Regions from separate parts of the Mus musculus genome. Here region 1 is linked to region 2. Evidence: chromatin contacts called from ENCODE Hi-C or POLR2A ChIA-PET data. All regions are on one chromosome and are shown on one strand. The core of a region is the stretch at or near the end of the contact, and the rest is flanking DNA. Distances in the headings are between cores, read along the strand shown.

Region 1 (2,972 bases), core at 156-2,655, 660 kb before region 2:
TCCAGGCCCACCTCAACTACAGCGTAAGACCCTGCCCCCAACAAAACAAAACAGCGGTCCTCAAGTAAGCAGTGGCAAAGCCCCAGGCCTTGTGCTATTTGCCCGATTGACAATTCTCATTTAATCCTCACGGTAAAGCAACACAATGTGTGTGAACACTTCTGCAAAGCAGTGCCTCTAGAAAAAAAGGCAATGCTTGAGCCAGGCAGTGGTGGCACACGCCTTTAGTCCTAGCACTTGGGAGGCAGAAGCAGGAGGATCTCTGTGAGTTCAAGGTCAGCCTGGTCTACACAGAGAAACCCTGTCTTGAGAAAGGGGTTGAAGGATGCTTGCTTAGCTTGTCCACAGGCACTGCCTAGGATCCTACACGGGCACCTGCGGCACTAACTAAGAACCCACAGGCTGGCGTTAGGAAAATGAGAAACCTTCAGACTTTGAGCCTCAGCAAAAGCAAAAATAAATAGAAAATTAAAAAGAAGGAAGGAAGGAAGGATGAATGAATCTGGCAAGATGACTCAGCAGTAAAGGCCCTTGCTACCAACCTTGACAGGAGTTCGGTCCTGTGTGCCATGGGTGGCAGGAGAAGAACTGAGTTCTTCAGTTTTTCTTTGGCTCCCATACACTGTGGCAAATGCACTCCCCTCCGCTAATAAACATTTTAAAATAAAATTTAAAAAAATTGGAATGCCATCTCCCACTGGGACAAGGCCTGAGCTAAGTTCCTAGTGTTTGTAACAGGCCACAGAGGGAACGACTGCTCACCTGGTGTGAGCACGCGTCACTTTCTGTCACACTGCTCAACCTTGACGGCTATCCAGAACCTCTCAGAAGTAAAGCAGAGGCAGCGGGTATTACAACAAGGCAGACTACATCCAAAGTCCTTCACGTCGTTTCTGTCCTCTCCCTTCACAAAAGTGACATCACCACAAAGCCATTTACCTGGACTGCAACAGCTCAACTGCCCACAGGAAAGACTCCCATAAGTCAAGACCCATTATTCCGCCCCAGCTCTTAGCGAGTCTACAAAATGTCACCTTCAAAGGACATTAGCACGACTCTCACAAAACCAGCAATTGAAAGTAGTTTCTATTATGATCTTCAGCAATCCCTTACATAAATAAATATTCCTCTTGGAAGAACTGCCCGCCCACTGCCTATGGGCTAAACGGTATGCTGACTGTCCGACAACAATCCCACGCTCCACCCAGCTTCCCTTTGTGCCCCCATTTCCAGGAAGCTCACACTAAATTTAGTGCGGAATTGTAGTCACTCTCACACAATTCAACATACACATTTGTGCCTTCAGAACAGAGCTTCCTCCCCGCCCTCCTCACCGGGGCGGGGCCACTTGTTGCTTTGTTTATAGCCCCGCCCCCACACCAGGACCAACAGTCAAAGAGACCACGGAAAGTCTAGAGAGGCAGCGAGGCAGGAGAGGGTGGAGAGCAACGCCCCCTGGCTCATCGTCCTGGGCGTGCTTAGGTGCTGTAAGATAGATTCTGTTCAGAAACAGATTAACTCCTGGCTACCCAGGATGTGGAAGGTGCTGTACTGATCAGTCTGTTCTGCTCTGTGTTCTGTTGCCGTAATAAAATACTGACCAAGAGCAACTCGGGAAATAAAGAACGTTTATCTTATTTTATTGTAAAGTTCTAGGTAAAAGCTTATCATTGAAGTAGACCCATGGAGGGGGCGCTACTTACTGGCTTGCTCAACCTGATTTCTTTTCCTTTTTTCTTTTAAAGATGAATTTATTTATTTTACGTATATAAGTACATTGTAGCCGTCTTCAGACACAAAGGAAGAGGGCATCGGATCCCCTTACAGATGGTTGTGAGCCACCATGTGGCTGCTGGGAATTGAACCCAGAACCTCTGGAAGAGCAGTCAGTGTTTTTTAACCACTGAGATAACTCTCTAGCCCCTCAGCCTGCTTTCTTACAGAACCAGGACCCACACAAACAAAACAAATCAGAACAAAAACCACACACACAAACACACCCACACACAAACACACAGATTTGCCCCACAGGACAATCAGATGGAGATATTTTCTCAATTGAGGGATCCTCTTCCCAGTTTGTGTCAAGTTGGCAAAAACACACTCAGCTCCACACACCGTGCTCCTAGGTGGCAGTAAAGGAGGCCCAGACGACACAGACTGAGTATGTATGGATCATCAAATGCTGCCACCTTTCAGATCAAAAGAACCTCCCACCATGCCCTTGGTTTATCGTCCGTAGGCACATCTCCTGAGGGACATTATAGACCTGACTGGTTTAAGCGTTGGGCTTTTCTCTAGGTCACACTGCTAGAAAAATCACGAACTCTTCCCCTGAACAAGGACCCCATTGCTTGTCCTCATTCACTGAGCAGGCTGGTACGGCAGGTTGACTCCAAGTCTGCTGTGGCGGGTCCTGCTGGTCCTCCTTAGGCCTACATCCCCAAAGCTCCCGTGTCAGTCACGGACTCAGAAAGGGTTAGTAGAATCTCATGAAGTCCATTCAGTAGGAGAGGTTTATCGAGCTTTCTGGGTAGGCTAGAAGGTGCCAGGCTAACTTTAAACACAGGGCAGAGGCTTGTTTCCACAGAGGTTTGTTTCCTCATTGGCCTCAGGCGCTCTCTGGGGTATGCTCTCTGACTAAAGTCCTCTGTAGTGAACATTTTAGAGGGCAGTCTGACATCACCTACAGCAGAATACCCAGGTCACCAAGGAAGACAAATTCTTAGTAAGACTCAAGGACAATGAAAGTCAGCAAAACTGCAAACATTAAACATGGAAGGTTCTAGAACAGCAGTTCTCAACCTGTGGGTCTCAACCCCTTTGGTGGTCAAACAATCCTTTTACAGGGGACACCTAAGACCATCAGAAAACCAGACATTTACATTACAATTCATAGCAGTAGAAAGATTACAGTTATGAAGTACAATGAAATAATTTTATGGTTGGGAATCACCACAACATGAAGAACT
Region 2 (3,157 bases), core at 618-3,117:
CACCAATGCACATAAAAAATTAACTAATTTTTCAACTAGTTTTTCCAAATGTAACCTCAATTGTTCTAAGTCAGGGTGCAATAGACTGTTTGTTCACAGAGCAGAGCAGAATCACCTAACTCAATATAGATGTGGGAGCAAATAAATTGTACAATAACAAGAACAATCTATTCTAGTAATTGTCATTTTTAGTAACTAAAACAAATCAAGATACATTGAAAAGTACTATATAAACCCTTTCAAAGGAAAATGAAAGGTACTAAGAGCTGTAATCTTTGTTTTTAACCATGTTAGGGACTTAACACAGGGAACTTCTACACTTGTACTACGAACCAATGGTGCCTATATAGTCCATACCACCGACAAAAAGATCCCTCTCTAATTTCCTCTAAGCTCTTCACGTGTCTAGGAAGACTCAACCACACCAATTTCTCACTAACACCCCTACCTTTTCAGTAGAAAAAACGAGATTAGTCAACCAAAAATTAAAAGGCATGGGAGCATACTTACTTTTTTGCCTTATACACATAAGCACATCTCTTGCCTAAGTAGAACTCCGTTTCATCTCGGGCATAAACGCCTTCAATTTTAAGAAGAGCCGTGTGCTCTCTTTGGTTCCGGAGACCTCGCTTGTAGCCAGCAAAAATGGCCTTGCACCACAGCCTAAGACAACGTTAAGAAAGACATGATGACTACCCCGTTACAACTTTTCATGTATCTTTTAGCAAGCCACCATGATTTGCTTTGTAGCAATTCCTACTCCAGCTATCTACAGCAGACCTCTCGTTCCCCTCCCGCATTACACTGAACTTTAGCTTCGCGTTTAATAGAACGAAACAGAAATGGAGAAAACGACTATTGTGAGATCGCGTACCTTCCAGACATACTTGCTGTTAGAAGTCCTGTTCCCAGCAGGCCTGAAAAACAAAACCGAGAGCTCAACCGAGAGTCATGCAGCACGCATCCCACCTGTCACTATTTCCCGGCGCGAGAGATGGCTTCAGTCGGCGTCCCAAGGATGGGGACCTCTTACCTACGCCCTGCCCCCTATAGAGGCAGAGCCTGGCAAAATACTCAGGGCTCCGACAACCAATGACAACGAACGACTCGGAATCGTGGGCAAAGGCCGGGTGGGAAGGCGACTCACCCGAGACTTAACTTCTCAAACCCCAAAAGGAACCCGGAGGCGAGCTCATGCCTCCATCAGTACAGAAAGCAGCTAACACAGGCGAGATCCGGCTCTGTGCGGGGAACCCAGCTCCCAGGGACCACCGCTCCCCGGGCCAGTAAGACCGGGGGAAATGCACCCATTCTCTCCTCCCGAGCCGGAGATCGACCGAGACCAGCGAGCTCTCCTCCCCCGGCCGGGGCCTCCACACCATCAGCCCGTCATCGCCTCCATCCCGCCCTCCATCCTCCTGGAATCCCCAGAAACCTCTGGCGGTCGGGTTCTCCGAGACGCCAGGTTGTCTCGGTGAGGGATGAAACTAAACGCACCCCAGCAATCGGGCCCCAAAGCTCAGCAGCAGGAACCCCCCTCACCTCCACAGGCGCCAAGATGGCGGAAAGAGGAAGGCAAGCCCCGCCGCGCGGCCTTGTGGGACGCACGCCCCGCCCCTCTCCGCGCTTAGGCCGCTCACACTGCGCCAGAAAGCAAAGGTCAGAGACAGAGAGAGAGGCTCGACTCAGCCAAGCCGCGCTCAAGAACTTTAAATTCTTTCCCTCCTGCCCTTTCGTCTTTGTAAGCGGCAACACGTATTATTTAGGAACAAGGAAAGGCAAAATCGTAGTCGACTAAGAAAGAATCAGGGGTCCTACTTAAAAAAAAAAAAGAGCTTGCGCGACGCGTTGCCATAGCTACCGATTAGTTTGGTTCCCGCCTCCAGCTGGGCTGGTAGAGAGGTAAGGAAAAGTTAAGTGTTTTCTCCTCTTCCTAGAATGGAGACTGGGATCCTACCATATAGGAGAGAAAAACCTGGAGCATGAAGGCAGGAGTTTCTCTTGATTTGTTCTTTTATTTTTTCCCATCTTTAATTTAACAAACAGGGTGTGGTAGCCGTTGCCCGTTAACCTCAGCATTTATTCCGGAGACTGAGGTAGGAGGATCACATCACAAATTCGAGGCTAGGCTAAGTTACATAGCAAGGCCCCATCTTAACAGCAACAAACATCCATGAGGCAAACCGCGGTCCCGGTGCTTGCTTGTAACCCCAGTATTCTAGCTGTGCGAGCAGGTGAATAGGACTTAAAAGACCATCCTCTGCTACATAGGGAGTGCCAGTCAGCCTGAGCTACATGAGACCCCATCTGAAAAAAAGGGAGACGATGTGAGGAAGTGAGAGATAGAAGATATCCTTCCATCCTTTCCCTGACTTGTCGGATGCAGATAAATTTTTTAAAATTCATTTATTTATTATATGTAAGTACACTATATCTGTCTTCAGACACTCCAGAAGAGGGAGCTAGATCTCGTTATGGCTCCATGTGGTTGCTGGGATTTGAACTCTGAACCTTCGGAAGAGCAGTCAGGTGCTCTTACCCACTGAGCCATCTCACCAGCCCACAGATAAATTTAATAGACTCAGATTTACAGTTCCTAACTTGTGCATTAATTAAGGCGAACTGATGGATCCATTCATTTAATCAGAGAGTAATTTATTGAATGACTACCACTACCAAGAATGCTGTAGGCTTGTAGGGCACCAGAGTAAACAGACTAAAACGTCTGCCCTCTTGCAGCCTACATGAGGGAGCAAGGATGGCATGTTGGCTCTGGTGTCTGTAATCCTTGCACTTAGAAGGTTGAAGTATGAAGATTGCTCTGTTTTAGGTCAGTAAGAGGTACATTATGTGTACACAGATATCCTGAGCTACAGAGTAAGAAATCTCATCCTTGCTCCCTCACTCCTCGCAAAAAAAAAAAAAAAAAAAAAACAAGACAACAAGCAGATTAGACATGTGGTATGTTAAAAGGTCAAGACTTCCTTTCTTTTCCTTTTTTTTTTTTTTTTTTTTTTTTTTTTTTTTTTTTTTTTTTGGTTTTTCAAGACAGGGTTTCTCTGTATAACCCTGGCTGTCCTGGAACTCACTCTGTAGACCAGGCTGGCCTCAAATTCAGAAATCCGCCTGCCTCTCCCTCCCGAGTGCTGGGATTAAA

Evidence for each region. Hi-C counts contacts between places; a loop is a spot of excess contacts on that map. ChIA-PET counts read pairs that join two places held with the same protein, here RNA polymerase II (POLR2A).
Region 1: a loop to region 2 is called in a map of regulatory T cell, with 3 times the contacts of the local background. The contact joins the enhancer-like site here to the promoter of Iqcg in region 2. A Hi-C loop is called at or near these places in 1 of 37 maps with a recorded cell type or tissue (regulatory T cell). POLR2A ChIA-PET finds 5 or more read pairs at or near these places in 1 of 5 experiments (embryonic stem cell).

Annotation. Positions count from the first base shown.
Region 1 is chr16:33,712,851-33,715,822 of GRCm38, reverse strand. All of the region lies in intron 2 of Heg1 (heart development protein with EGF-like domains 1), which reads right to left. Among named protein-coding and RNA genes, the nearest start is that of Heg1, 30 kb to the right of the region's middle. Within about 2 kb of position 1,405, at least 2 of the 3 ENCODE cell types and tissues checked have a DNase peak (open chromatin) inside an H3K27ac peak, as active enhancers do.
Region 2 is chr16:33,054,896-33,058,052 of GRCm38, reverse strand. Iqcg (IQ motif containing G) reads left to right here and starts at 1,867. Exons shown (of 11, transcript NM_178378.3): 1 at 1,867-1,902. It overlaps Rpl35a (ribosomal protein L35A), which reads right to left and starts at 1,600. Exons shown (of 5, transcript NM_001130485.1): 1 at 1,543-1,600; 2 at 875-917; 3 at 511-663. The coding sequence starts at 885.